Linked DNA regions of Homo sapiens: region 1 is linked to region 2. The links are chromatin loops, found by intact Hi-C in ENCODE. Cell type or tissue: PC-3. All regions are shown on one strand. Links, peaks and the distances in the headings refer to the core of each region. The heading gives the core; the rest is flanking DNA.

Region 1 (16,064 bases), core at 2,662-10,661, 99 kb after region 2:
TGGACCTCATCCAATCAGCTGAAGTTCTTAAGAGCAGAGCTGAGGATTCTCTGGAGAAAAAAACAATCTGCCTGTGAACAGAAGCCTGAGAGTCCCAGCCTGTCCTTCCTAATGCCTATGGAATTTGGACTTATCCACTTATTCCCCCATAATCACATAAGCCAGTTCCATGCAGTAAATCTCTTAACAGGTATCTTCTACTGGTTTTGCTTCTCCATGGGTTCAACCTAAACTGATACATGAGGTTTTTCAGGTTTCCAAGATGCCAAATTTAATGATAAATTCTCAGGTCGTACTTGACTTAGCCAAATTTGACAGTTGATTATTTCTTTATCAAGGCCCTTTGCTCATTGGCTTCCAGAACAGTTCACTCTCTTGCATTTCTCATGAGTCACTGGTTTCCTCACAGTTTCCTTGGCGACTCTTCCTCGCTTGTGATTACTTTTTTTTTTTTTTTTTTTTTTTTTTGAGACAGGGCTTTCTCTGTTACCCAAGCTGGAGTGCAATGGTGCAATTACAGCTCACTGCAGCCTTCACCTCACAGGCTCAAGTGATCCTCCCATCTCAGCCTCCCAAGTAGCGGGGAGTACAGGCATGTGCCACCACACCTGGCTAGTAGTTTTTTGTTTTGTTTTATTTTTGTAGATACAGGGTCTTCCTATGTTGGCCAGACTGATCTCAAACTCCTGGGCTCAAGCGATCCTCCCACCTTGGCTTCCCAAAGTGCTAGGATTACAGTTGTGAGCCACCATGCCTGGCTTGTGCTAACTCTTAAGATGGAAATGCTAATCCTCAAACATCTTCTTGTCTCTTCCTACTGTTCCATCTGGCTGAATCTGCAGCTAGAGTTGCCTCAAAAGTGGTGGCAGGAGAGTTCCCACTAGGGACTGCTTCAGAGTGTTCTGAGATGGGGCCAGTGGGGATTCCAAAGAAGCGCTAAACACCAGGTTGATTGTCCAACGAGTTTCTTAGATGAATTTATATAGACAGGGTGCTGCAGCTTCCTTGTGAGGGACAGTGATACAGGAGATGTTTTACCCAGGTATGTCTCCAGTGAAGGGGTTGGGTTATGAAGTTTATCTGGAAGTTTAAGGAATTTGGCTCAGAGCAGGGGCTAGTTTCTATGTGTTTAACAACATGTTTGACCTTTTAGAGTTTTGGGCAACAATGCAAACAAGTTTACCAGTGCGTGGAAATGTTGAAGGCCCCAGCTTGAATTTAAGGCTTCAGGGATTAAACATGAAGCTGGCCAGGTCACAGGACAGTCAGAATACAGAAAAAAAAGTGGGAGGATCTGGAAGATTATATGCTCTACACTCACTCAGTTGACTGTATCATTCAGTTTTGTTTCTTTAAACAAAATGCATATGTTCATGATCTCAAATGTTTGCCAAATGCCTACTCAACATCTATACTGGGTTATATAAAGCCGTTTATAACTAAACATGTCCACAATGGGGTTTTTTCTTTTTAGAGACAGGGTCTTGCTCTGACACTCAGGCTGGAGTGCAGACACATGGTCATAGCTCATTGTAACCTTGAGCTACTGGGCTTAGGCAATCCTCACAAATATCTGGGTCTACAGACACACACCACCACAACCAGTTAAATGCAACCTTAAAAATAATTTACAGACAGGGTCTCACTGTGTTACCCAGACTGGTCTCGAAACTCCTAGGCTCAAGAGATCCTCCTTCCTCAGCCTCCCAGAGCACTGGGATTACAGGTGTGAGCTGCTGTGCCCAGCCTTAATGGTTAATTTTATCTGTCAGCTTGGGTAGGTTATGGTGCTCAGAGGTTTGGTCAAACACTAGGTTCGATATTGCTGTGAAGGTATGAGATATGATTAATATTTAAATCAGTAGCCTTTGAATAAAGTAGATTACCCTCCGTAGTATGGGTTGGCCTTATCCAATCAATTGAAAACTGTAAGAGAAAAGATTGAGGTCCTCTGAGAAAGTGGGGAATCTTCTCCAGGCTGCCTTCAGACTCAAGCTGTAAAGTCAACTCTTCCCTGGGTCTCCAGCCTACTGCTTTCCTGCCGATTTTGAAATTGCCAGCCTCCATAACTGTGTGAGCCAGTTTCTTAAAATAAACCTCTCTCTTTCTCTTTCCACATTCTATTGGTTCTGTTTCTCCAGAATTCTGGCTAATACAAAGTTCAAAACCAAACTCCTAATGCCTCACCCTTGCAAAAAAAACCCTGCTCCTTGTCAAACTACTCCATTAAAGTTAGCTACCGCTAACTATAATGGACCTACGGGGACATGGAGAATGAGTGTCTTGCCAGGCTGAAGAAGCCTCAGTCTCTGAGCCCACAGGATGGCCAACCAGCCCTGGAACAATGATCCCAGATTCTTCGAAGGAAATAGAATGCTAACATGTTTAAGCTACAGTTAGAAGGTGTTTTTCATCTTTCACAGCCACTTAATCCTTACTGCTGGGCATTTCTATTGGAGGAGCAGCAAGAGCAAAGGGCTCTTTTAGAGACACGGTCTTGCTCTGTCACCCAGGCTGGAGTGCAGTTGCGTGGTCATAGCTCATTGTAACCTTGAACTGCTGGGCTTAAGCAATCCTCCCAAGTAGCTGGGAGTTACTCAAACCAAAACTTTCTAGACCAACACTGACTCCTCCCATTCCATCATAGCCCACATCCCATCCAATCTATCAGCAAATCCTGGCATCTCTCCCTTCAAACTAGACACATGATCTGACCACTCCTCACCATCTTCATTGCCCTCTCCCTGGTCTATGCCACTACTCTCTGTCATCTAGATAAGTACCTCCTAATCAGCCTCTGCTTCTGCCATGGTGCTGCCATGGCCAGTTCTGCACATGGGATCAAGAGTGATTCTACAGTGTAGGTAAGGCTTTGTCATGCCTTCCTCGAAACTCTGTAATTGTTTCCCATTTCATCCAGATGGAAAAGCCAGGCCTACCAGGCTTTACATGATTTGGCCACCCTTGCCTCTTCTGCAATCACTCAGCCCCTTGGCTCTGCTCCCATTCTGGATGCTCTCCAGCCCCTGGCCCTTTGCTCTTGCTGTTCCCTCCACTGCAGATGCCCAGCAGTAAGGATTAAGTGGCTGTGAAAGATGAAAAACACCTTCTAACTGTAGCTTAAACACGTTAGCAGTCTATTTCCTTCAAAGAAACATCCTGGGATCATTGTTCCAGGGCTAGTTGGCCATCATGTGGGCTCAGAGACTGAGGCTTCTTCGGCGTGGCAAGACATTCATTCTCCATGTCCCCGTAGGTCCAACCAGCATAGAAGAGCACAGGGCACAGGAGGAAGAGGTTAATGGAGAGGCCACTGCTGTATTCTAAGGAAGGTTCGCCAACACTTCCACTGGACACTTCTCCTGACGTTCCATTGCTCAGAATGGAATCATATGGTCATATGTTCATACCTGGCTTCAAGGGAGCCTAGGAAATGTAGTATTTACTCTGGGAAGCCATGAACCTAGCTGAGATCCAGTTCTATTCTGGAAGATGATGGGTGGAAGGATATTGTGGGGAACACTAGTACTTGCTATCTCAGCACCTTTTGGAATGACAAAGATGCACAGTGTGACTGGGGTAGATTGATATGAAACTAGATTGGAGAGGCAGGTAGGTATGGAAGGTTATTTCCAAAATGGCTGCCCAAAATCTCTCCCATTCTTGTATATTAATATCCTTCTTCCAATCAAGAGGTGGACCTATCTTCCCTCCCCTTTGAGTCTGTGAGTCTGGGCTGACCTTATGACTTAATTTGACCAATGGCATAGACCAATGGAATATCATGGCCTAGGCTTTAAGAATTGATTCTGGCAGTTTCCTTTGTTGCTCTCTTGAGATTCAGCGTCCAGGTAAAGAAACTTGAACTTGACCACTAAATGTGGAGAGATATGTGGAGAGGGAGCGAGCAGCCCAGGCAGACATCCCAACTGGGGCACCAGATGTGTCAGGAAAACCATGTTGGACATTTCAGCCCCAGCTGGGTTCCCAACCAAGCACAGCCATACAAGCGACCCCAGTCAATACCAAGTGGAGCAGAAGAACTAGCCAGCTGAGGTCAGCCAACCTAGAGCACCATGAGAAATAATGAATTGTTGTTGCTTCAAGCACTCAGTTTTGGGATAGTTTGTTATGCAACAATAGATAACTGGAATAAAGGGCAGAATCACATGAAGGTTTATAGGCTTAGGAAAGGAGTTTGGCCTTTATTTTTAGTGGAGAGGGAAGTATTATGGGATTTTAAGCAGATGACCTGCACAATCAGTCTGATTTATACTTTAAGAAGATCACTCTTCTACTGCGTGCAGAGAGGATTGCACGAGCTCAAGAGTGGATGCAAATGAAACCAGGAAGCTGTTAGAGTGGTCAAAGCAAGAGATGACATTGGTTACAACCAGGGTGGTTATCTCAGTAGTGTTGAGAAGTGATTCCATTTCAGAAATATGCTGGAGGAGGAGCTGATAATACTTATCGATTATACCAAAGGGACAAGAGAAAGCCATTAATCGAAGATAATCCTGAGAGTTTTAACCTGAGGCTGGGAAGGAGCAGGCAAGAAACCCAGGAATTCTAATTTGAATAACTTAAGTTTGAAATGCCCATTAAATTTCCAACGGCAGCTTTGAGTATTTGAGCATCAACAGGGAGGTCATTGCTGGATGTATAAACCTGAGACTCTGATTACCAAGGATCCTTCTTGCCTCTTGAAAGTTGGGTGTGTTGCTTTATCCTTGCTCTTAGAGTGGGGTCCATTTTCTCATACAAATGCAAAATATCACTGAACCCAAATATTAGACTTTTACATTAAGAAGAAAATTTAGAAAGGCACACTGTCTTTGAGACAGAGTCTCATGATTTTCTTGGCACCCGGCATGCATATCTGCTAGACTTGGGATGATTAATGGACAAGATTGTTTGTGACCCACTTATGGGCTGTTTCTTCCATTATAAAGCCTTTGAAATCTGGAAAGCTGGCTGGATTCAGTTTCAACTGGAAATGCACCATCCTTTTTTTTGTTGTTAATCATTAAACAAAGCCCACAATGCAGTCATATCTTTAGAGGTTTTATTGTTACTAAAATATAGCACACATTACGGTATTTGTGTCTTTCATGTTTTCTGTCCTAATGGCTAGAATATCTAAGATGGGAAATAATAATGCAGAGCTGGTTAGTTCTCACTGACTTTGATAGTTAATTTTGATAATTCAAGAGTACCTTATTTTAGATTATTCGGGACTTTTGTTGTTTCTATTTCTTGCGAATAACGTCCATACCGGAGGATAGCCAGAGAAAAAGAAAAGAGGAAGCAAATAACTCTTAATATTTTTTCCTTATCAAATAATCCACTAAGAAAATTTCAGGATGTGTCTTTTTGCATAACATTGAGGAGTCTGCCATCTAACAGGAAAGTTAAGGCACATATATGAACATCGGGCACACTCCAGCAGCTGGAAGTATCATTTTTTTAAACAAAGTAAGTCTACTTTGAATGTTCTCTCCCAATGCTGCTAACTCTCCAAAGTTGAAGGGGAGCCCACTGCAGTAGACACTTTTGGTGCCCCACTCATATTCCCTTGTCTCCTCAACCTCCCATAGCTTTAGTACTATCTCATTCATGCCTAAGACTTCCTGCCTCTGGCACATGCAGCTCTCTCCCTGAGGGCTTCTCTGGCTCCAGGAGCTTGCTTGGCCCATGAGGGGCTGGCTGGAGCTAGCTACTAGGGAGTCACTACCCTCAAGAAAAACTCCCATCCAAAGAGAAGGGAATGCTGATGGATAAATACCCCTTGTCTCCACCCTGGTGGGACAATTCTGAGGTGTGTGCTACACCATCCTGCCGAATATCTAGGGGGATTGTGCCCATCGCCCACAGAGGTAACATTCTCCGTAATTATTCCTTTATTGTTTTACTTCCATCCCCCAAACCCTCATTCTATTTCCTGGGATCACCTCCAGATAAAATACTTGCACTCAAATTTTTGTCCGAGGCTCTACTTTTTGCAGAACACACACTGTGACATCCCGCACCATTTGTCTTCTTCTTCAGAACCACACAATCACACTACGGCTTTTAAACACCTGGGGAGTGGGGGAGGTGCCCACTCCTCAGTCCCAGAGGTCACTGTAGCCATTGTCTCCTGTCCAACCCAGCAAGGGCAAGCGTGCCGGGCCCAAGGAAGCCTTCATTCTTGGCAGCTCTCTTTGTCTGCAAAGGTTCCAAAAGCAGCAGAAACCAAGGCTTGGAATCAGTCAGGCAGCAGAACCATCTAAGGTTCTGCCACTTCCTGGCCCTGGACTTCAGAAACCCTGTGTCTTTGAGGGCTCCAAGGAGACTTTGTTGCTTCTCCTCCCCGAAAGCTAGAGTTGGGTTCCTGCCACTCTGCCTCTGCACCCCCATCCCTCCCCTCTTCTCTACTCTAGGGTAAATGGGCTAGACTGAAGGCTGGCAAACTTTCCTTGCAAAGGGCCAGAGAGCAAACATTTTAGACGTTGCAGGTCATATGGTCTTTGTTAGAAATCTTTGACCCTGTTGTCATAACGCAAATGCAACTAGAGGTCATATTTAAGTGGATGAGCATGTCAGTGTTCCAGTACAATTTTTTTATGGACACTGAAATTTGAATTTCATATAATTTTTATGAATCACCAAATATTTTTCTTTTAACATTTTTCCAACCACAGAAACATAAAACCCATTCTTATCTCATGAGCCATATAAAAACGGGTGAGAGACCAGATTTGGCCAGTGGAATATATAGTTTCCTGACTCGTAGACTAGACTTTCAAAAGCAAAGTTCTGTTTAGATTTTATTACCCTGCTGAACTCCCTTTTTGATTGGCATTCTTTAAACCAAATCTAATTAATATTGGGAATGCATGGGATTTATCAAATCCTGAGGTATTATCAACAAATAAATCCTTCTAGTGCAGGGATCATGTTTCTTTGCATTTTCCTCACAGCACCTTGTATGATGGTATCCATAAATTAATTTATAACAGCACCAAAAGCAGGGAGTTTATTATTTGTTCATTTATTTTATTTTATTTTATTTTGAGACCGAGTTTCACTCTGTCACCCAAGCTGGAGTGCAATAGCATGATCTTGGCTCACTGCAACCTCCGCTTCCAGGGGTCAAGCGATTCTCCTGCCTCAGCCTCCTGAGTAGCTAGGATTACAGTCGCCCACCACCATGAGCTGCTAATTTTTTTTTTTTTTTTTTTTAAGTAGAGACGGGGTTTCACCATGTTGGTCAGGCTGTATTATTTGTTCTTTACTGTGCTAAGTGCTGTACTGAGGGGCTCACTCACTCATTTCCTCATTTGAAGCAGAAATGATAAAAACTGTACTAATAGGTTGCCATGACAATGAAATGACATTGTGCCTTTGACAAATGCTCTTTGTTCATTGTAAACTGTCAGGTGGTTTTGTGTTCATGGTTTTTAAGAATAGGATGTGATGATCTCTATGACAGTGTGGTGGTTCTACAGAGAACAGAAATTTGGACCCAGGAGAATAAATGGGTTCTGTTTTTTAATCTCCATGGTGTTGCTTTGTGACCTCAGATTCAACATTTGTACAATGGTGATAAGGTTCTCCATTTGCCTGTAACATGAAAATTAAATGAGAGAGCTCACTAAATGCTATAAACATGTTAGATTTAACTTTAACATTCGGAGTCTGTGCTATGAGTGTGTGTGTGTGTGCGCGTGTGTGTGTGTGTGTGTGTGTGTGCGTGCATGTGGTGTTTAGGCAGAAATCTAAGACGGCCCCCAATACTCTCATCTCCTTGTACATGTACTCTGAATAACCCCTTCCCATGAAGCATGGGCAGAACCGTGAATCTGATAAATTTAACTTCCTTGATTAGGTTGCATTACCTGAAATGGGGGAATTTTGCAGATGTAATTAATTTAGCAGATATAATAAGTCAAACCAGTTGACTTTGAGGTAATCAAAAGGGAGATTATCCTGGTAGGGGTGACCTAATCAAGTGGGTCCTTAAAAGGAACTGCTAGATCCTTCCTGAAAGAGGAATGCTAAAAGAGATTCTGCTGCTGGCTTTGAATGGGTAGGCTGTCATGTTGTAAAGAGGACCTATATATACGGCCTTGTGACAAGGAACTAGGCAGCTTCTAGGAGCTGAGAACTATCCTTGATCAACCAACAGCCAGCATGGGAGTGCGGATTTGAATCATATAACTGCGAATAACTGAATTCTGAAAATAACTACTTGAACCTGGAAGTGAATCCTGAGCCTCAGATGAGAACACAGCCTAGCTGACGCTTCACTTTAGTCCTGTGAGATTCTGAGCAGAGAATCCAGCCACACTGTGCCCAGACCTTTGACCTACAGAATTGTGAGATAGTAAGTGGGTTTGCAGTAACTCTGTGGTCATTTGTTATGCAGTAATAGAAGAGGAATACAATGTGAACTTGCAATCTACATGAGGTGATAAGAATAAGTGTGTAAAAGACAAAAGTCTAGAACTAATGGCTAACAGACGTGGTCTGGGTCATAAATTCTGCATTCCATTGTGAGTAGGGAAGAATTTGGAAGGGTGTCATGGGATGGAAGCATCATAGACAAAAGATTCCTGAGATCCATCTTTTCTCGTGAAAGGAAGAAAAGAAAGCATTTTGTTAGATAAGGTGGGACTGGAGCATGGGAAGTTTGTGCCTCCACATAGTTTGAGGTCATGAAGACAAAGACAAGCGAGTGTTTCAAGAATGGGGCAATGGTTGACTGTGTCAAACATTGCAGAGAGGTTTTGATGAGCATGTAGAAGAGACACATGGGATTTGGCTAGGTGAAGGTCATCCACATCTTAAGCAATGCCAATGGACATGATGGGAGTTTAACAGTGAGTTTACCTCCACATTTGTAATCCATTGATATTTGACAAGGATGCCAAGACAATTTGATTGAGAAAAAGTTTTTTCAACAGAGGCTCGGTAGATCTCTAGAACTTATGTAAAAACAAAAACAAAAACAAATGGTTCTGGGACAACTAGCTATCCATATACAAAAGAATGGCATTCACCCTTACAGTAGATATAAAAAGAATTCATAACGGATCAAAGACCTACATGTAAGAGATTAAACTATACAACTCTTAAAAGAAAGCAGGCATAAATCTCAGTGACCATGGATGAAGCAATGGTTTCTTAAATATGACACCAAGAGCACAAGCAACAAAAGAGAAAAATAGACAAATTGAACTTCATCAAAATTTAAATTTTTGTGTTTCAAAAGACACCATGAAGAAGGTGAAAAGGCAACCCACAGAATGAGAGAAAAATTTTGCAAATTATATATCTGAAAAAGGACTAGTATCTAAAATGTGTAAAGAACTCCTACAACTCAGTAATAAAAAGACAACACAATTTAAAATGAGCAAAGGTTCTGAGATATATATTTCTACAAAAAAAGATATACAACTTGCCAATAAGCACATGAAAAGATGCTTAATACCATTAAGGATCAGGGAAGTGAAAGTCGAAACCATAATAAGATACCAACGACACACACACTAGGATGACTATAATAAAAAAGGTAATAAGTATTGACAAAGATGTAGAGAACTCAGAATCTTCATACACTGCTGGTGGAAGTGTGAAATGACGCAGCCACTTTGGGAGACAGTCTGGCAGTTCTTCAAAGAGTTAAACGTAGAGTTACCATGTGACCCAGCAATTCTACTCCTAGGTATATACCCAAGAGAAAAGAAAACATACATCCACACAGAAACTTGTATGTGAATGTTCATAGCAACATTATTCATAATAGCCCCAAATCAGAAACAACCCAAATATCTATTAACTGATAAATGAATAAATAAAATGTATTATCTTCCTTTAAAGCTTGGTATACTGAAAAAGTTGGAATTTGTCTCTTCAGAGGTATCTAATGAATATTACTCTATTAAACATCTTATTGAAATGAACTTTGCTAACCAATTATTAAAAGTATATCAATCTAATACATTTTTCCAAATATTTAAAATCATACCTTTATATATCATGCAAAAATAATGACATGATATTATTTTAAAATTCCTAAAAGAGTTTCTATAGAGTATGTATTAAGATGAAGAGGAGTTCTCAGCTAAAAAGGTAAACACAGCCACAAATGATCTTCAAAATACCACTCTTTGAACACTTAGGATATGCCTGGAACTGTATGTATTAAATGATTCAAAAGCTAACTTGATTCTCACAGCAGCACCATGAGGTAGGTGGCATTACATCCATTCTACAGATGGAAAGCTCCAATTCTGCGGCATTAAGTAGGATGCCTGAAGTCCGCAGTTAGTGAATAGCGGAGTTAGGATCTAAGCTGTAGTCAGTGGGATCCCAAATTAGACTGTTAATTGCCACACTGACTTCTACAAGTAGAAAGTTTCATCTATCTCAGCTGATCCCAGTTGCACCCATTTCCATTTTGCTTTGCACTATCATTTAATGTTACTGCAGATCCCCTTGGGAGAATTTATGCCAAATTCATCATCTGGGTTCTCTTTAATCTGACAGCTGCCACCTTTCCTAAGTGGATATTTCTGCTATTTTTCTCGGGTGTGTCATTTCCTGTCCCTTGTGAGAGGCTCTCTCTTAAGTTACTCTTGTATTGTTTCAAATCATTTTCTGTTGCAGACTTGGAGAGTTGGCATGGAAAATGCTAGAAGGGAAGAATAAAGAGAGTCTATTCCACATCCAACTCTGCCTCCCTCACTCAGCACAGGCTTTTGAGAGGAGTAGAATAGTTTCCTTGTGGAGCAGCAAAGCCTGCTGAATTAATTTTATGCTCAAAACTCTTCTGAGTAATTATGCCTCTTCGATGGTTTCCACTAGGCAACAGGCTTCAGAAGTAAACTTTGTTATTTTGGCATCATCCCTATTGGTCTTCTGAATGTGTATATGTATTTTTGTATACTAAATTATATTTCATTCCCCCCATTCTCTTTATACCATGAACATATATCTATTGCTATATTTTTAAAACATGGGTTTAATTGAGAATTATACATGCAATGGAAGACACAAATCTTAGGTGTATTCCCTGATTCCCTGATCAATGTTTACCTGTATAAACACCCATGTAACCTCCACGCAGCGTAAGTTATAGACCAGCAGTTCTCAAAATCTTTGGCCTCAGGGATTCCTTAACACTCTTAATATTTTTAAAAAACTCAGAGTTTGTTTATGTGAATTATATCTGTAAGCATTACTATGTTAAAAATTTGAAACAGGAATTTCAAAATATTTCTCAATTCAATAAAAATAACAAAACTGTCACTTGTTAATATATAACCAATATTGTACTATTACAATAACTTTTTTGTGAAACATAACTGTATTTTCTAAAAGTTGGTGGGAGGAGTGGCATTGTTTTACATTGTTGCAAATGTCTTTAACGTATGGCTTTACAGAAGTCATCTGAGTTCTAATGTCTTTTTCTTCATTCGGTCTGTTGTGATATGTCATTTTCACTGCAGTATATGAAGAAATCTGGCCTCCCACAGAGACGGATTTGGAAACAAGAGGACTACACAGACCCTCTGACAGTCTCTTGGGGGACACAATGGCTTGCCAAGGGATCCTTGATACACACTTCGAGAACCACTTGCATAGACCATCACCATCATCCTGGAAGGTTTTTTCAGAGAGGACCACTACTCTGACTTCCTTCAAGATTAGCATTGCCTTTCCTTGATCTTCATGTATGTGGAATCATAAGGTAAGTACTTTCATGTGTTCTACCCTGTGAATATACTACATTTCATCAATGCATCCTCCTATTGGTACACATCTGATTTGTTTCTAGCTTTTTATTATTATGAATAAAGAACATGCTTTTTGATGAACACATACACAATACACTCATTTCTTTTTTTCTTTTTTCTTCTTCTTTTTTAAGATGGGGTCTCGTTACGTATTGCACGCTGGGGTGTGGTAGCTATTCTTGGGTGCGATCATAGAACACTACTTTGTACTCTGGGATTAAAGAGGAGGCATAGCCTTGAATTATATTGTCAGCCTCCCAAGTAGCTTGGACTGCAGGTGTGTATCACCATGTCTGGCTTACACTCATTACTCTTAGAGTGTAATTGCTGGGACATAAGATTGGCAGACGTTTAGCTTAATAGACTTCCAAGCCTTAGAAAATATTTTTACTTTGCTGAATTTTATTTCAGCATATATTATTTAGCATAATATACTTTTAAATTATTCGAAATATATTTAAATACATTCCTCTTATTAATACCTAATATATGCTCCTATATTTTTCTTTTAAGAATTTTGCTTTAAAATCAGTCTAACTACTCAATACCATATATTTCCATTGCTAGACTATTGCATTTAAAAAATCTGTGTCCCATATTTTATGCAATTGGACAAAGTAATGTGGTAAAGTAATTCCCCGTTTATCTGCAATTTTAGGACCCATAACTCAAACAGACCAGTCCGAAAGCAGCTACTTAATATTAGCATCCAAGACTGTGGCAGGAGGTCATTTGAGTGACCAGGGAGCCCAAAGGAAAAAGAGAGAAGGTTTAGAAGCAAACCAAAAAAATGAAAAGACAGGGAGGGGGAGGGAGAAAGTCAAAGAAGAAAGAAGAAGAAGGAGTAGGAGGAGGAGGAAGAAGAAGGAGGGGGAGGAGGATGAGGAGGAGGAGGTGTTTGTCAAATGACAAAGTTAGTTGAAATCATCAGCAGTCCAGCTTAGAGGAAGTGAACAGCAGACACTCAGAAGGTTACAAATAAAAAGAAACCTGAGACATCAAACATGAGGCTTAGCAGCTGGAATCACTCCCTGAGAAAACCATGTTCCGTGCCTGTAGGTGATTCCAGTGGCTTTTGAAAGCTGCAGTCTCTGGGACTTTGAAATGAGACTGTTTTATCATCTTCCTGTTCCCAGAGCTTGGCTGTATCAGTTAGTTATGGCCACATAACAAAAAATATCAAAACTCAGTGGCTCAAATCAACATCCATTTCCTATTTCTCATATGGTTATAGGTTGGCTGGGTGTTCCCACGGCTCTGGGAAAGGCATGGCTGATCTCAGCTGCAGGCTCACACATCTATTGTCAGCTGGTAAAATGAACGAGATAACTCCACTCTCTGCAAGTCGCGCATACCCGCCAGCAGGCCAGCCTTCTCATGTGCTCTCACGGCAGTGTCAGAGACTTAAAGTGAAGAAACAAAAATGTGCCTCCACTCGTGTCCAGTTTGCTGCTACAGCTTGAGTGTTCCTTATCCAAAATGCTTGGGACCAGAAGTGTTTCAGATTTCGGTTGTTTTTAGATTTTGGAATATCTGCATATACATAATAAGATATCTTGGGGATGGGATCCAAGTCCAAACACAAAATATATTTATGTGTCATTACACTGTATACACATAGCCTCAGGGTAATTTTATACACTGTTCTAAATAATTTTGTGCATAAAAAATTGGGGCCATTAATGCCACCCATCTACCTTATGAATATCGCCTAAAGCTAAAACTGTTGATAAGTTTTCAAAATAGAGTGCATTACTGGTAAAAAAACAAGTTGAAGGGCTGGATACGGTGGCTCATGCCTGTAATCCCAGTACTTTGGGAGGCCGAGGCAGGCAGATTGCCTGAGGTCAGGAGTTTGAGACCAGCCTGGTCAACATGGTGAAACCCCATCTCCACTAAAAATACAAAAATTAGCCAGGCATGGTGGTGCGTGCCTGTAATCCTAGCTACTCAGGAGGTTGAGGCAGGAGGATCACTTGAACCCAGGAGACGGAGGTTGCAGTGAGCCGACACAGTGCCACTGCACTCCAGCCTGGGCGACAGAGTCACTCTGTCTCAAAAAAAAAAAAAAGAAAAGAGAAAAAGTTGGAAGTGTGTAACAGTGAAACACTAAAAGAACATAACTGACCCCATTTTTGTTTAAGGGGCCTTTTCCTGTTCCTGCACATAGGCTAGGCTAATTTGGGCACACAGATAAAATACAAAAATAGCCATTTTGTATTTGTACTCTGGGATTAAAGAGAGAGTATGTAAGCAACTATGTTTTGTTAAAGATTTATAGGAACATTGTGACTTGGCTAAAGACAAAGACAAAGAAGTTTCCAACCTCCTCAGACCCTTGTTGGCACTCAAATGTCTGCAGTTGTCAGTCACCTCTTGATCCCAACTCCTCCTCTTCCCACCACCCTTAACATAAAGAGTCTGAAATGAGTACTGACCAAAGATGGTACTTTAGGACGCTAGTCCACCATCTTCTCAGTTTTCTGGCTCTTTGAACTAAAGTCACCTTCCTTGTTCCAACTCCTTGTCTCTCTACTTACTGGCTGTTGTGTGGTGAGCAGAATGAGTTGGAACTGGGTTACAAGGGTAGAGAGGTTAAGAGTGGTTTTCCAATAAATATTTAATCCATGAACAAATAAAGTTAGTTCAATGCTGAAGAAATGTCTAATATAACCATTTATATGGCTACTTGATGTAGTAGAAGTGAATTCATAATACAGGGGTACAGTCTGTAGGGTTCAATATGCTGTGCTGTAACAAATACCACACCCTAACAAAATACCAAGATTTGTCTAAGGAAAAACAAAAGATAGAAGTGTTAAAAGCTGCATGTGAATTTTGAGAAAATCCATGAATTGCTTGAAAAGGGTAAACAATTTTGATGGATCAGTATAACATTTCCTCATTCACATTATATGATATCAAAGTTCCGAAATGACAGATGGTCAAATCCTTTTTCTGTCTGTTTTGTTTTTGGTACATTCTGATTCATCTAAAGCTATTGAGTCCTGATGCAAGTGATTAGGTATACAATATTAAATTGGCCTTCCTTGGAAATTTTTCCTAATTTTATTGTGCTGGACACTCAAAAATTTCCAGGATGAAGTACTTCAGAAATTGCCCCTTACCCTGAACTTCCAAGAAGGTAATGCTAGGAGAGGAAAGGAGTGGAAAAGGCACAGCATCATTTATCACGATAAGTACAGTGTAGACACCAATTTTTTAATGTAAAAGCAATGATGCTGCTATTTTAACCATCTCCCTACTCCCCCCACCCGCCTAATATTTTTTCATTATTCTAACCTATGGAGCAGAACGTTTTCCACAAAATATTATTAAAGAAGATGGCTCATAAATATTCATCCCAGAGGTATCACCAGATTTATTATGATATTAAAGATGCAATTAAAATATGTGCTTGAGATTCCGTTCAACGTCAAGCATCAAAGAAGAGTTGTAGAAATGTGTGGCCTTCTGTTAGATTTGCACAAGTGATGAAGAAGGAGAAGCTAGAGTTTTGAACGAGGCGTCCCTAAGATAACCTCAGCAATAAAATAATAGGGGTATTCCTTCTTCACTCTCCATAATCTCTTAATGTTGATGGATCCACACTGTTAGATCCGTGATGGCCACTGTGATCATTGCACTGTTTTAAAAGTATGCTAACAATAAGTATTGAGAAAAATTATTTTTCTTGGAACTGAAAAGACACTTTGCAAAAAAGCTTCTTTTAGGTTTTCATTAAGTTTTCAAAGGCATTTCCTGCCCAAGAGTCTATACAGATGGTTATTTTACTTCATAGAAAATAACTTAGTAATTCGATATCTAGTGACTACCTCTTCTTTGAAGAGCAACTGAACAAAGCCTGAAAAGAAATTAGTCAGGACTGGTGGAAAAGTCTTATGCTTAAATAGCTTTTAAAGTATAAATGGATAAATGAAAAAGGGCAGGTTACTTCTTGCTTGGGAGAATGAGAGAACTTTTCAGAAATGGCATTTTTGGAAGTTGCTTTTCAAGACTTAATAGAACATTATTATGTAATGTGGCTAGAAAAGATGTGTACTATGTGTATGTGAACAGAGACTAGTGATAAATTCATATTGACTAAAATGAGTAGGCATGTTGGGGGCAGAAAATGAATGCTGTTATCACTAATTTCAACATTATTCTTTAGGCAGTAGACAGGAATTCTGCATTTACAAGCAGAATGGTAATATGATTGCAGGTGTCATTTGGGAAGATTAATCTCTGTGTAAAAGGGATTTGGAGGGCAAAGAAATT
Region 2 (16,064 bases), core at 4,536-12,535:
CTCTAGCAACTCCACTACTCAGTACACCCAAAATAGTTCAAAACAAGGACTTGAACAGATTATTGTATATCAATGTTCACAGGAGCATTATTCACGACAGCCAAAAGGTGCAACAATCCAAATGTCTGTTGACAGATGAATGAATGGATAAACAAAATGTGGTAGATATTATTCAACTTTTAAAAGGAATGAAATTCTTATACATGTTACAACATGGATGCACCTTGAAAACACTATGCGAAGTGAAATAAACCAGGGACAAAAGAACAAGTCTTGTGTGATTTCACTTATATGGGGAAGCTAGATAGGCAAAGTCATAGAAACAGAAAGTAGATTCGAGGTTACCAGGGGCTGGAGGGAAGGGGAATTATTGTTTAATGGGTACAAAGTTTCTACGTGAGATGATTTAAAAAAAGTTCCAGAAAGGAATAGTGGTGATGGTTGTACAACACTGTGGATTGACTGAATACCACCAAATTTTATACTTAGAAATAGTTAAAATGGTAAATTTTATGTATATTTTACCACAGTATAAAAAGAGTTTAAAACAATAAGCATTTATTCAAATTTAAAAGAAAAAAACATACAGCCCCATCAAAAGTGGGCAAAGAACATGAACAGACACTTCTCAAAGGAAGACATTTATGCGGCCAACAAGCATATGAAATAAAGCTCAACATCACTATCATTAGAGAAATGCAAATCAAAACCACAATGAGATACCATCTCACACCAGTCAGAATGGTGATTATTAAAAAGTCAAGAAACAACAGATCCTGGCAAGGCTGTGGAGAAATAGGAATGATTTTACACTGTTGGTAGAAATGTAGATTAGTTCAACCATTGTGGAAGACAGTGTGGTGATTCCTCAAGGATCTAGAACCAGAAATACCATTTGACCCAGCAATCCCATTACTAGGTATATACCCAAAGGAACATTAATCATTCTATTATAAAGATACATGTATGTATATGTTTCTTACAGCACTATCTGCAATAGCAAAGACACGGGATCAAGCCAAATACCCATCAATGATAGACTGGATAAAGAAAGTGCGATATGTATACACCATGGAATACCACACAGCCATAAAAAGGAATGAGATCATGTCCTTTGCAGGGACATGGATGAAGCTGGAAGCCATCATCCTCAGCAAACTAACACAGGAACACAAAACGAAACACCGCATGTTCTCACTCATAAGTGGGAGCTGAACAATGAGAAAACATGGACACAGGGAGATAGGCCAGGAACAACACACACTGGGCCTGTCATGGGGGGAGGGAAAGCATCAGGATAAGTAGCTAATGCATGCAGGGCTTACTACCTAGGTGAGAGATTGATAGGTGCAGCAAGCCACCATGGCACATGTTTACCTATGTAATAAAACTGCACGTCCTCCACATGTATCCTGGAACTTAAAATAAATTTTTTTAAAAACTGTTTATTGTTCCTCACAATTCAGCAAGTTGGCAGTTTGGCCTGTGCTTGACCCATGGTTCTAGCCTCATCAGGGCTCACTCGCATCAGCTTCTGAGTTGGCTAGAGGCTGGCTGGCCTAGCATGGCCTCAGCTGGAAAGACTGGTCTCTGTTCCTCGTGTCTCTCATCATTCACCAGGCTAGTACAGACTTGTACACATGGTAACCAGGCAGGATTCAAAGCTGCACAGCCTCTAGAAACGTAGACTTGATTGGGCACAACATCATCTCTGCTGTATTCCATTGGCCAGAGCTAAACCCAAAGTCAAGGGAAAGGGAAACAGACTCCATCTCCTGATGGGAGGAGGTGCGGAGTCACACTCCAAAGGACATGCATACAGACAGAAGAGGAGAATTGGAACCACTTTTGCATCAACCTACTCGAGTTTGGTTCTGACATTGTTAAGAATGTGTCAGGACACCAAATGGCATGTGACAGGATGTGCTCATGTAAGTAACCTAGGATTTGTTCACATAAAGGGTCAGTGCTTGTTTTAGGAATTTAAAAGTGAAGGAAAGCATACACAAACCTCAGTTCATGCATACAGTTTTCTCTCCCAGTAGGTAAGCACCTATCAGATTGTTTTTCAATCAAGCCAGCTGCTTTGCACTTTGTAGGAGCTGTAACTATCTGGATTAGCTGAGACATGGAGAGAGCCTTCAAAGCAACAGAATTTTGAAGCTAGAAGGGTGCCAGGGAAACCCTCTCAGTACAGATAAGGACCATAGCCCCAGCAAGGGAAAGTGATTTGGTGAAGGCTTCATAGTTGCCACAGATGGAACTTGCACTAGAATCCAGATTGCCAGATTTATAATCCAGCACTCTCTCTAGGACATGGTGCTGATTTCATTTTCCCTGGAATATGTAAACCCCAGTTCAGCCACCAAGGGAACACAATCTATTCTTTGAGACCTTGCAACTAAGAGCATGCTCTGCAGCCAGCAGTATTAGCCTCACCTAAGAGCTTGTTAGAAATTCAGAATATTGAGCCTTATGCCAGACCTGCTCCCTTGGAGTCTGCTGTTTAAGGAGATACCTGGGGCATTTATGTGCCAAGTAGGGTTTAATACGCACTGCATTAGGACACGGGTTTTCAACCTCAAATACTAGGAATTGCCTGGGAGAGGTTTAAAACTACCACTGCCTGGTCTTTACCCCAGAGATTCTTATTTATTAAGTATTTGCTCTTGGGTGCAGTCTGGGCTAAAGGATTTTTAAAAGCTCCTCAAGCCACGACTTCTCTGTAGTCTTTTTTTTTTTTTTTTTTTTTTTTTGAGACGGAGTCTCGCTCTGTCGCCCAGGCTGGAGTGCAGTAGTGCTATCTCAGCTCACTGCAAGCTCCGCCTCCTGGGTTCACACCATTCTCCTGTCTCAGCCTCCCGAGTAGCTGGGACTATAGGCGCCCACCACCACGCCCGGCTAATTTTTTGTATTTTTAGTAGAGACGGGGTTTCACTGTGTTAGCCAGGATGGTCTTGATCTCCTGACCTTGTGATCCGCCCGCCTCGGCCTCCCAAAGTGCTGGGATTACAGGCGTGAGCCTCCGTGCCTGGCCTCTGTAGTCTATTTCTAAGATGCTGAAGACATTGGCAGCTTTTTATATAGTTTTCTGTCTGTGCAGTGGGGTAGTATTTTCCTAAAGAGTAAACAGCCTTCAGAAGACCCTAGTTGATTGACCTGCTCCAGCATCCTGGGTCAGATGTAAGATCAAGGGATTTTAAAATTGCTGAGGACTACTTAAATACATTTTCATAAGGGAGGAAATTAAAGACCAGAAGTGGTCATTGAGAGGAATTTTTTAAAAATCAACTTTGTTTCCCAAGTGGAATAGCATTAATGTACAATGAAATTCCATGTAATAAAGGTGTGGCAAATTACATAGTTCAACAGTGAAGGCCAAGAAACACGTAAATTATGGAAGGAAGAAGAGACAGAAGGGAATGCAAGTAGACTACAGGCCTTACACATGAACAAAATCAATAGTTAAGCTATAAATTTGATTTTTTTCAAGCCTCTGGGGAGTCCATTTGAAACAGTTACAAGATTTCTATCAACAGAAAAGGGGAGTGGGAAAAGCAGAATTTCCTCTAGGAAAGCCAAGCTTTCTAACTCTAATTTGTAAATAAGTGTGTCAGGAGGCCTTTCTAGGGGGACACTTAATGAAGTAGCGAACGATGTCTTCAAGAACATTCCTGGGCCAAAACACCCCTGGATTTTATGTTTCTTGTTAAAGAACCCCTGGATTTTATGTTTTTGTTAAATCTGTGGTCTTTATGTGAAAACAACTGATAGAATACAATTTTGGAAACAGGAAAGATAATGTTGTTTGAGTCTCTTCTGATGTGTGTGTTTTGCTTTATCTAAGATATAACTAAGCTTTATCTGAGATATAACTTAGAGAAGAGGAGCTTCAATTTGGCAAGGCAGCTTAGAGAGGAAAGAAGTGGATCATCTCTCTTTGTTGGTACAAGGGTTTGTGCTGTTCTGTTAGTATCATTGAGGGAATCAATGGGATTATTCAGTAAACTCTTTTCAGAGTCCTGCATTCTGGACTTAAACTTGCCCTCTTGGATAAACACATGGGATAAATACGCTCCATCATTCAGTCACAGAATGCATTCTAGGAGCATAATGTCCAGAGGTGCCCTTGGTGTTGTGAATCAATCATTTTTCCTTTTCTGTTTTGAATTGCTGTTTCTTTTTCTATTAAATGAAAGAATGACCCTATTAATCTGAAGTTTAGGGGCTAGATTTTTTTTATTTGATACTATCTCTCTCTCTCTCTATATATATGTATATGTGTATATATATGTATATGTGTATATATATATGTATATGTGTGTATATGTACATATATGCACACACACATCTAAATACACCTAAATATACATATATCTAAATGTATGTGTATATGTGTTTATATATATCAGTAAATTCTCTCCGTAATAAATATATGATTTTATATATACACAGAGGGAATGGACTGATTTTAAAATCCTTATTGAGTTGAAATGGTTTGGATCATGAAAAGGGGACCTTAGGAGTAAAGACTAAATCAAAGGCAAATGGTTGTGGACCAAAATTAGGGCTGTCGAAGCAGAAGTTGATTAAAAAGATTTATTGGAAGTCAAATGTGAGAAATGACCTGGGAAAACACACCAGCAAAGTTGGGAATGATCCAAAGTCTGTTACAAGTTGGAATGCTTTTATAGGAAAGTATGGGAGAAAGGAGAGGGACTCCCATATCAGAGTTGTCCTTTTTCATTGGAGGGTACAATACAGGGATTATTGTCATTGTCTACAGATTGCAACATACAGGCTAACACATCTATGTGCAAGACAATCAGTGAAATTTCCTGATTCAGATACAAACCAGCAAAACTTCATAATTCAGAAACAAATCAGCATCCTTTTCAATGTCAGTAGGTTACTCATTAATCAGTGTGTCAATAAGATAAGGAACTCAGATAATTCTTTACTCAGGAACAGGATGTTGCCATGAATCACAAGACCTCCCCAAGGCAGACTAATTTAGAAGCCTGCAAATGTGACCTGCAGGTTGTCTTGGTTGACCAGTGCTGTCCAGACTTCAATGTATATTTTAATTACCTGGAGATTTTGTTAAAATGCAGATTGTGATTCAGTAGATCTGGATGGGGCTGCAATTCTGCATTCCTAACAAACTTCCAGGTGATGGTGATGCTGCTGGCCTAGGGACCAAGCTTTGAGTGGCAGGAGGAGAAGTTCTAGCAATATGGTTCCCAAACTTGGCTGCCCATTGGAATCCCCTGAAGAGCTTCAGAAATTACTGAACCCTAGAACGATGATCAGAGATGTAATTGGTCTGGGAAGAGACCCTGGCCTCCACCCTGATGATTCCAATGTGCATGGCTGGGAGCCCCTGCAATTGAAGCTGCCAGATGAAGCGGAATCTCTCACTGCCTTAGCCTTTCCTACAGGTTATTAGAAATCCTCAAGGTGCATTCTTAAACCTTCCATTGGGTTTCAAAGGAACAAAATATTTTAAATGTGAACACATCTCTTACCCCTAGATAAGGAGGGGGAGAGAGAGAGAGAGAGAGAAAGAGAGAGAGAGAGAGAGATCCTTGGGATAAATGTCTCATTTTGCAAAAAGAAAAGACATGATTTGATTCTGTATATAGCTTATCTAAATGAAAGAAATGTTGCAGAGTTAGCGTTTCTGCGGTGCAAAAGGAAAGCACCTTAAGGAATCGCCACACTGTCTTCCACAATGGTTGAACAGAGTTGAACAATGAGAACAAATGGAGACAGGGAGGGGAACATCGCACACCGGGGCCTGTCCGGGGAGTGGGGGTCAAGAGGAGGGAGAGCACTGGGACAAATACCTAATGCATGTGGGGCTTAAAACCTAGATGTAACAAACCTGCACGTTCTGCAAATGTATACCAGAACTTAAAGTAAAATTTAAATAAATAAATAAATAAAAAGGAAAGCACCATAGACTTGCAGGTGTCTCTGGGTAAGCCAAGTTAGTACATAGAGATGCATCAGGCTCCACTGGTGGGATTGGTAAAGAGATTGAGGATGAAGGGAGCCTAACCTACCAACTCTTTTTTTTTCTTTTGATACAGGGTCTCACTCTGTTGCTCAGGCTGGAGTAAAGTGGTATGATTATACCTGACTGCAAACTCCAACTCCTGGGCTCAAGGGATCCTCCGACCTCAGCCTCTTGAATAGCTGGGACCACAGGCACTTGCCACCATGCCCAGCTATTTTTTTTTTCTTTGTAGAAAAAAAAAGGGATCTAGCTATGTTGCCCAGGCTGGTCTGGAAGTCCTGGCCTCAAGCAGTCCTCCTACCTCAGCCACACAAAGTGCTTGGATAACAGGTTTGAGCCACCGTGCCCAGCCCTGCCAACTCCTAATAGTATGAATAGCATCATTTCTTTGGCATTTGCTAAGAGTTACTGGAATATTTCAGCTACGGGCTTGTATCTCTGATTGGGTTTAAGAGATGGGATTTTCTTCCCCTCTGAACCAGCCACCCACCCACAGCCACATCCCACAACACCTGTTCTCTCTCCCTTAGACTTTCAGTCTTTGACCTTGCTGCATTCTCCTTACTTATCAGCACTCTCCTTTAATAATCTCCTTTCAGCTTAAACTGCATGGTTCATCCACATTCTAGTGCCCATTGCTACCTACCTACTTGCATGACAGCTGCCTGGCAAACACCCATTCTGAGTATATCCAATGTCCCACCTTTGCAGAAGCTGCCCATAGAGTGCTGCATATTTGCTGGACAAGTCAAGCAAACTTTTGGTTTGGTGCAATTCCAATGTATTTTGACAAAGGAATAATTTATGTGTAATAAGATATACAAATCATAAACGTAAAGTATGCCAAATTTTTACAAATGTATGTATTCTTGTGACCACAACCAAGATCAAGATATACAACATTTTCATCACCCAGAAAGTTCCCTTGGGCCCCATCCCAGTGAGCACCTTTCCCCTAGGGGTAACTAGTACTCTGACTTTGATCACCAAAGAGAAATTAGTAATGAATATCAAGGAATGTTTGGTAAAGCTGACTAAGGTACATGTGCTTGTTTGTTACATGGATATTACACGCATAGTGGTGGGGGTTCTGCTTCTAGTGTACCTATCACTGAAATATTGAACATTGTACCCAACAGGTAATTTTTCAACCCTCATTCCTTATCCACCATCTCCCATCCCTGCTTTTAGAGTTCTTAGAGTCTATTCTCTCCATCTTTATGTCCGTGATGACCTTAATATTTAATGGGGTTAGAAGTTTCAAACTTTTGAGACATATGGAAGACTTGGATTGCAACTTTTCTCTTCTATTTTTTGCATAAGGCATACTCTTTTCTTGGCATCTAAGAACAGTCAATTTCTGAAATATGAATTACAGTGCATAGTTACAATACCAACTTTATAGTTTAAAATGTTATTTGACTGCCTACTGGTTTTATTTCCAGATTAACAAGTTTCTTAACATTTATTATGCCTCCAAGAGATAATTTCCACATTTGTAAAGATTGTTTGAAATGTCAGGTAAAACAACAACAACAACAGAAATTTAAATTTAGGACATGCAAAGGTAAATTTTTCTTGGCTAAATTTAAAATAAATATGCCTTGTACTATAAGAGAATGCAATACATTGTGGCCCTTAGCATTGCATATTAGCAATATTTAGAGCATAATTTAATCAGTTGGTTGATTTGGGGAGGTAGTTGCAATTGATATGTAGACTACATGTTTTATTAGTTATTACATTTTTAAATGTCAGAATCTTGAGTAAATGCAATGTAACATTTCCTTTGTTATAGAGAAAGAATTTTCAAGTTGCTTTAAAGGCTAATTATTTCAAAGACCAGTCAACTTATTTTTCCCCAATTTCCATAAATTCTGAGTTTTGAACATCCTTTCTTTAAAAAGCTTTGTTTCTGGAAATATTTTATATTCTGCCCCCCACAGAATATGCTTACATTTCTTTCATTGTATCTCAAAGGGTTTGGAGCTTGTCTTTCTGGGTTTTGACTATCCTTTCTACTCCTGAGAGTTGAAGTTGAGGGTGCTGACAGGGTGTTGTGGTTTTCATATTCTATAGAGAGGCAGCATTTGTAACAGGTAGGTGTGAGCCTTGCTTTCAAACCTCCCACCTGCTAGCTGAGTGACACTGGGAAAATTCCTTGGCCTCTCTGAGCCTCACTTTCTTCCTTCTTATAAAGGGGTAATAATGCCATACCTTGGAGTCATATTATGATTATTATATATTGGAAAAATACTTCTAATCATCTTGGCACACAGCAAGTGTTTAATCCATGGTAGTGACTAGAAACTCTTATTAAACCAATTTACGGACTGATGGCAGTCATTTTATTCGTCAGTTCACAAATTCTTTAAAGTTCAGATCATATGGAGGACAGGGCATGAGGGAGGAAATGATGGATTCTTGTTTATGCCCACAACACCTACTGTTGCCTAAGGTGACCTTACCACCCAGCAAGAACTTGGCCAGTCTGCTTCTCGAATTGCTGTTCCAGAAAAGCTCATTTGCGAACAGTGTTGGGTTGTTTATTTGGGTTGCTTATTCTAGTCAATTGACTTGGCCAACAAACTGCATTTCTTCAGGAGTGGGGAGAACTGTGTTTCATGTCCTCCTCTGTGACAGAACTGCAGACAGTAAACGAAGTGATGCCTGTGGTGCCATATGACTCCCTCCCTCTAAGAAACCACATTCAGCTTTTGGGGAGGCTTATTTCTTTTTTTTTTTTTTTTGGCACAGCCCATGAATCAAATACTAGCAGAGTTTTCCCTCCAAAGATGAGACCTGTGTATCTAGATCAGGGTTCAGCAAACTTTTTCTGTGAAGGGCCTGAGAGTAAGTATTTTACACCTTGCAGGCCATATAGTCTCTCTTGCAACTCAACCCTACCATTGTGGTGCACAAATCCAGCCATACTCTCACCATATGTAAATATTTACAAAAACAGGCAGAGGGCCAGATTTGGCCCATGAGTCACATGGCTTCCTGACTTCTGCTCTAGATCAGTTCTGCTCAATACAAGTAAAATGCAAGCCACGTATTTAATTTTACATTTCCTAGTAGCACATTAAAAACAATTCTTGGCCAGTCCTGGTGGCTCATACCTGTAATCCCAGCACTTCAGGAGGCTGTTGCATGAGATCACTTGAGGCCAGGAGTTTGAGACCACCCTGGGCAACATAATGAGACCTCCTCTCTACATTTTTTTTTTAATTAGCCAGGCATTTTGGCACATGCCTGTATTCCTAGCTACCCAGAATAACTTGAGCCCAGGAGTTTGAAGCTATAGTGAGCTATGATTGCACCACTATACTCCAGCCTGGAAGACAGAGCAAGACCTTGTCTTCAAAAAAAAAAATTTGTAATATATTAAAGCATCTTGATTTTTAAAGATGAAATGTTTTTAAGTCTTAGAATAGAAAGAGACAGATGCCTTACCTTTATGAGTAACCTAAGTTTGCTGAGACCAGCCTAGCCAACATGGTGAAACCCCATCTCCACTAAAAATACAAAACTAACTGGTCATGGTGGTGCATATCTGTAATCCCAGCTACTTGGGAGGCTGAGGCATGAGAATCGCTTGAACCCGGGAGGCAGAGGTTGCAGTGAACAGAGATCACACCATTGCACTCCAGCCTGGGCAACAAAGGTGAAACTCCATCTCAAAACAAACAAACAAAAAAACAGAAATTGGCTTTTTGGATTCCATGTGATTAAGATTATTACATAATTTGTTAAAGAGGGATTTTCTGGTTAGAATCCCTTACCACTACCTCCACTCTGAAATATGTTGCCTGAATTATCTTGTTTTCCAGGGATATGCAATGCTCAAATGTTCACCCAATTAGCCCCAACCACTGTTGTTACCAAATAAAAGGTATATGTAGAGAACTGAAAGAAAATAGATAAAATATCTATTGGTAATAGCGAGTGAAAATATTTATTGAAAATATCTAATGATATTACAAAATCCAAACAAGAGTTACCGTTTCTTCCTATAAGGATCTAAGTAGATCAAATCTGTTTGTTGTGACTATGTTACCTGATGTTTCCAGCTACCTGCCTTAATAAAAACAAGGAAGACAGTTCTTTACCAACAGGGTAAGAATTTAGATAGACAGTTTAAAAGTACATAAGTTCTGAGAGAATCTTTGTTTATACTTCAGTTGTGGAAATATTTAGCTTATTAACCTCCTGAGCTATATTTACCTGAAAGACAAAATGAAACACGTTTGAGGCACACAGAAGATACTGCTTTTGAAAAAGAGATGTGAGGTCCTATTAGGGCAAAGCTGTTAATTACACACTTCATTATTGTCAAGGTTAATACAGTCTGTGAGGGCAGAGGCACTTTTTCATCTCTTTTCGGGGAACAAGGGGAGACAGCTGTTTTCACAGACAGATCCATTATAGCTTATCACCAGCCAACAGCCCATGGAAGGAGCACTATGAAATATGGCCACTGTCACTGGGAGCCTGAATAGATGCTGAGCTGGTCCAGGGTACAATGGAAAGACAATGAGCACCATGGCTTCAAACTCAAATAGATTGGGTTGCATTGATTTTTAATGCCTGGAGGTTCCATGGCATAAAATCCACCAATCCTCTTGCAGTTATTGTATTATTGATCTCTATAAAAGTGCACAATTTTGCTTTAATGAACACCAGAGACGGACAATAATAATTAGTGGTTCTTCTGTTTGGAAGCCTGGTTAAACCGTGTTGGAAAACTCTGCATGTTTGGATTTTCATTATTACTGCTTTGCCACTTATGATTCTATAAAGTGAAACCTGTATCAGCAAAACAAATACTGCCTTGGTTCTGATTTAACAGGTCTTCTTTTCTTATACTTTTTTGGGTGGGGCACTAATTTGTTTTTAACAAACATTTACATTTTGCAACCCCCTGCTTATTAACACTGAGCTAATAGTTTTCATTGAAACGGAAGAGTGTGTGCTTTATTTAAAGTGTGATACATTTATACCATCAACAAACATTTTCAAATGCTAACCATGGAAATGAAATCCAAGAAAAGACTGTCTTAGGACATGCCTTAGTTTCTTTGCCCTTTTGTTTGGTTGGTTGGTTGGCTTTTAGATTTTTCTTTCATTTTTTTACTATTGGGTGATTAAAATTTCTTCTTTCTAAATGTTTGTAACCACATCATATCTTTTGTAGTGTTCGGATTTTGTTCATCAATAACTCTAAGGCTTCTAGCCTTATAGTAAGAGCATGGTGCTAAAGAAGCAGGTGTACCAAAATGGTGAAATAAATGGAAGTCATCGTTTTGGTTAAGCTGGAGAAATGTTTCATCTTCAAAGGGAATGAGAAAATGAACATGTAATTCCCAATGTGTATATATAGTGTAAACGTACTTAGCGCTATGTATGTATATATAGAATACAATACATATAGTACATTTAACACTATATTATAGATAGTTAATAAAATGCATATTTAATACAACTTATATATATGTATGTATATACATATAATGCTGACTCTTCTTATACAGAAAAGCATACCTCAGTCTAACTTTTTTGTTATAAAGGTAACCCTGATTGTAGAAGATCTAGAAAATGCATTAACCCCATTGTATACACAGTGTAACCCTCCGACCATCATCCTCATCACCTGAGAGCTTTTTGGAACTCTAGCATCCCAGGCCCCACCCAGACCTACTGAATCACAGTCTCCCTTTAACAAGATACTTGGGTGATTTGTGTGCACTTTAAAGTTTGAGAAGCACTGGACTGAAATATAAATCACCCCTAGTCTTCCCACCCTGAGATGACAGCCACTATCAAAATTTTACTGTATTTCTATCAACTTTTCTTTTCTATACCTATCTTTCCATTTAAATCTTGAAAGTCTAACTTGGTTAATTTTTCTGACTCATACATTACGTTTTTAAGAAGAATAACTATAGAATGCTGATTGTTAATTTGAAAGTATTCCGCTTTTTAGATCTCAGAAGGAATATTTATGTAACAATTGTAATTAATTTGAGATACATCTGTTTAAATTCAAGAAATATGTATTTTGTATCTAAAGTTACTAATAGTACTTTAAAGTCTCCCACATCAATTATCCCTTTTTTCCCACCATATGAAGCTAGATTTATTTCTTCTAGGTGTTGTTTGTAGCTTCCTTTCTTCTTCATTTATTATCAACCTAATTTAAAAGTAAAATTTACCACTGCAGCCCGCCACCCCGCCCTGGCCAATAGTTAAGTAACTAGCACTTATAAGTACTTTGTATACGTCAGGAATCATGCCAAGTTTTTTACACATATTACTGTATTAAATAATCACATTAACTCTGTGAGGTAAGGATCTAGTCTCAATGTTTTATGGATTAAGAGACAGTGACTTAAAAAGGTTTGATAACACTTAATATTACCTATCTCATAAGTGCTATAAGCCTAAGATACAAAATAATGATAATAAATACTACATTTTTAAACAATGTTTCTTATCAATTGGCAGTCTTTGTCATTTCTTCTAAATAGCATTTAGCTTATAGCAGTATTAATATTTTTCTCGGGATACCTGGTGACAAGTGCACAGAAAGAGCAGGTCCCCAGTTCTGAGGCCACACATTAATTCACATGATGAAATAGTGACCCTCTAATCTCCTATAGAAATGTTAATGAACACACTTGGGAGACAAAAAATCCCTATGAAATTGTATTGATTCCTTTTGTTTATTAATTTCCTAAATATAAGATATTTATAGCACGATTAATGACTGAAAAAGCTCTATTTAATAGGCCTTCATTATGTTGTTCTTAGTAATCTAAAAATATTGATAGGTAGTATAGGCCTAGACACATAGATACTATAGTTCTGTTTTTTATCCATCTATAGATATTTTAGGATAAATAGATGCCTCTTTTTGACATGTAAATTTTATTATTTCAGTATTTCTCAAAAATGAAGTGTTAGTTTAAAGTCTACCCAATCAACTCATTAATCAAATTGGAAGGGTTTTAGTGTAAAAATAGGGAGATTTAAGGGACCTGTAACTTCCAAAGGAGGTGTTCAATAATGCTCTTATCTCAAAGGAATCACACAGGGAATGATTTTTTTTCCTTCTAAATTACCTGTGTCCTAGTGGTGAATTTCTAACACTAACAGTCTACCCCCCATCACAGACATTTGTTAATTTGTGAAGATGAACTAATAGGTTTTTTGGACATAAATTCCAAACAAATAATTGGGATACCAATTTGATATGAGCAGAGAGCCTTTCTTCTGTATTCACAATTTCCATCCTGACCCCAAAGATGGTAGCATCTGAAGGCATACAGATCACCTCTGAGCCTCAGTTGTCCAGTAAATGATGAGCTGGTGATTATCTCTTTTTTCTCTCTCTCTAGTTACATCTATTGCTTCCTCCTAGATGTGCTTCATAGTTCTTTTCTTCCAGAAACTTTCCCTAGACTTTTAGCTTGCTTTTCTCTGATCATTTTTTAAATAATCTTCATGCTTTTCTTAGCCTTCATTGATGAATGTGTAGAAATGTTCTTAATTCATATCATATTTACAAATTTCCGTCCACTGAAGGCAGTGTTTTCGTTGAGGGCATTAGGATGTTTTAAAACTGTTCTCTAGCACCTCCTTCTATCTGCAGCTACAATTCTAGGGGGAAGGGGATCACTAAATACCATCAAGTGATAATATCCCTATTACAAATAAGAGAACAGGTAATGAAATAAAGAATGAAATTAAATCACATAGCAAGTGTGCACTGAAATTGAAATTGGAATCTAGAATTATCCATATTCCGTACATTCAGCAACTAATTTCTGAGAGTGGAGCGCACGATAGAAATATGCACCACAATGACCAATGGCCAATTTGCTGGGTTGTGATGTCACACACCAACGTTGCATTGCTTACTGGTAATATTTTGTTTAGCCTAAAAGAGTCTAAAGCATACCATAGAAAGAGACCTAGACTGGGAGAAAGGAGACTTGGGTTCAAATCCCCTGTTTGTTAAATATTGTTGGCAAAGTCAACTCCAGGTTTCAGGTTTTACTCAGTAAAAAGAAGAGGTGACCTAGACTCTTTCCAAAATTAAGATGCTGGAAGTGATTCCATGGTAGCAGACTGAATATTTTGTGTATTCAGAGATGGGAAGGCATGGGGGGCAGGCAAGAAAGAATAATTGGAATATTGTTTAAGATGGATAGAATTTAAAGAAATAATATTTTTCTAGGATATAGAGCTAAAGGTAACATTGAATATGAAAAAAATCTAATATAGTTAAGCATTGTTTATCAAGTTCAGAGAAAGTCTGGATAAGATAAGATTTTTGCTAAAGGATTATCCGAGTAGATCCAGTGATTCAGAAGGGCCCTTTAAGACCTTGGTGTGCCTTACACTCATTACCCATGTGGCACATCTGTCAACACAAATGCCTGGGATTAAACACACCAGGAAGCTCTTTTGGAGGAACCATGAATTCCTGATGACATTTTGTTTGAGTAACCTGCCTATTGTTCATAAAGAGAGGGAGTAGAAAATGTGCAAGAGTATAATTTCTGTCCAAAAGGAAAAACTTTTAGTTGATACACTGTGATACAAACAAACTGTTTCTGTTTTCTTTTAAAAAACAGTGCAAGACATTATTGAATAGGAAAGGAGGCCAGAAGTTTAAATCCATAGAAGGAAGCAGAACAGATGTCTAAGAGGGCTTGAAGGCCACCCTGAGGAAATAGAGAAGTGGTAAACAAGGCCAGGCGCTGTGGCTCACGCCTGTAATCCCAGCACTTTGGGAGGCCAAGGCGGGTGGATCACGAGGTCAGGAGTTTGAGACCAGCCTGACCAACATGGTGAAACCCTGTCTCTACTAAAAATACAAAAACTAGCCAGGCGTGGTGGTGAGTGCCTGTAATCCCAGCTACTGGGGAGGCTGAGGCAGGAGAATTACTTGAACCCGGGAGGCGGAGGTTGTAGTGAGCCAAGATCATGCCACTACACTCCAGCTTGGGTGACAGAGCAAGACTCTTTCTCAAAAAATAAAATAAAATAAAATAAAATAAGTGGTAAACAGGGAAGATACAACTGAAATGAAATAGGAAGCTGCTGAAAGAGACTTGATATTTTTAAGGCTGAGTTATAGCTGTTTCATCTTTCCTCTGCCAAGGCTGCTCATCTTTTACTCTTCACAGTTATTGTTTCTCCCAAGTTAATCTGTGGGGTGAGGATGGATGTTGTTCCTCTGAGGAAAGGTCCCAGGTTATATACATGATTCTTTCTTTCTCTAAGGGAGGCTCCAACAGAGCATCCCCTACTTTGGCAATCAATCCATCAATTTATGCACCACCCTCAACAATGACTACATTCCATATAATGAATTCCACACTATGGAATAAAAAAGGAATAGGCAAAAAAAAGACTAGGATATTAGTTTATGAACACTGACTATATTATGCTCAGTGAAAGAAGTCAAGCTGAAAGGCTCCAGACTGTATGATTCCATCCATATGATATTCTGGAATAGACAAAACAATAAGGACAGAAAACAGATCAGTGATATCAAGGGTTTGGGGAGAGGGTAATGTTTGACTAGAGGAAACTCAGGAGATATTTTTGCAGCTGGTGGCACTAATTTGTATGGCACTCTAACAGTGAATACATGATGCTTTGCACTTGTCAATACCCATAGAGCTTTGCAGCACAAAGAGTTAATTAATGTACGTAGTTTCAAAAAACAACAAAAAATAAACCAGAAGATCAGAGGATCCTGGGATAGAATGCAGAATGTGACCAAAGAATCCAACAGCTATACATTTATAACATAACCTCATTGAAGGGGGTGCAGGAAAAAAGACACTAACTTAAGGAACTTTGGAAACAGTGCTTTGAATGCAAACTATAAGTGTAAAGGAATTTTAAAGAACTGGACTTAAACATGGTACTTGAGTTGACAAAGTTGTTTCTCATGGTAGAGTGAGTTAATCTGAAACTGCTGAACAGTTATACTAGCACTGAATAGGCAAATGACTGGCAGATG

What was found. Peaks named below come from ENCODE experiments on the same cell type or tissue, not always from the same donor. Only the 100,000 strongest peaks of a DNase experiment are listed, where the experiment ranks them.
Region 1: a loop joins it to region 2, with 4 times the contacts of the local background. A loop is called at or near these places in 2 of 110 quality-filtered maps.

The regions. Positions count from the first base shown.
Region 1 is chr20:9,482,845-9,498,908 of GRCh38, reverse strand. No RefSeq gene overlaps it. Among named protein-coding and RNA genes, the nearest start is that of LAMP5, 24 kb to the left of the region's middle. In PC-3, for the core only: no CTCF peak of the experiment used is centred there; a DNase peak (open chromatin) is centred at 6,668; H3K27ac peaks cover 1,039 bases.
Region 2 is chr20:9,583,328-9,599,391 of GRCh38, reverse strand. The region is part of intron 3 of PAK5 (p21 (RAC1) activated kinase 5); the gene reads left to right. All of the region lies in intron 2 of LOC105372523 (a long non-coding RNA gene), which reads right to left. Among named protein-coding and RNA genes, the nearest start is that of LAMP5-AS1, 76 kb to the right of the region's middle. In PC-3, for the core only: no CTCF peak of the experiment used is centred there; DNase peaks (open chromatin) are centred at 4,921, 6,891 and 8,991; H3K27ac peaks cover 2,302 bases.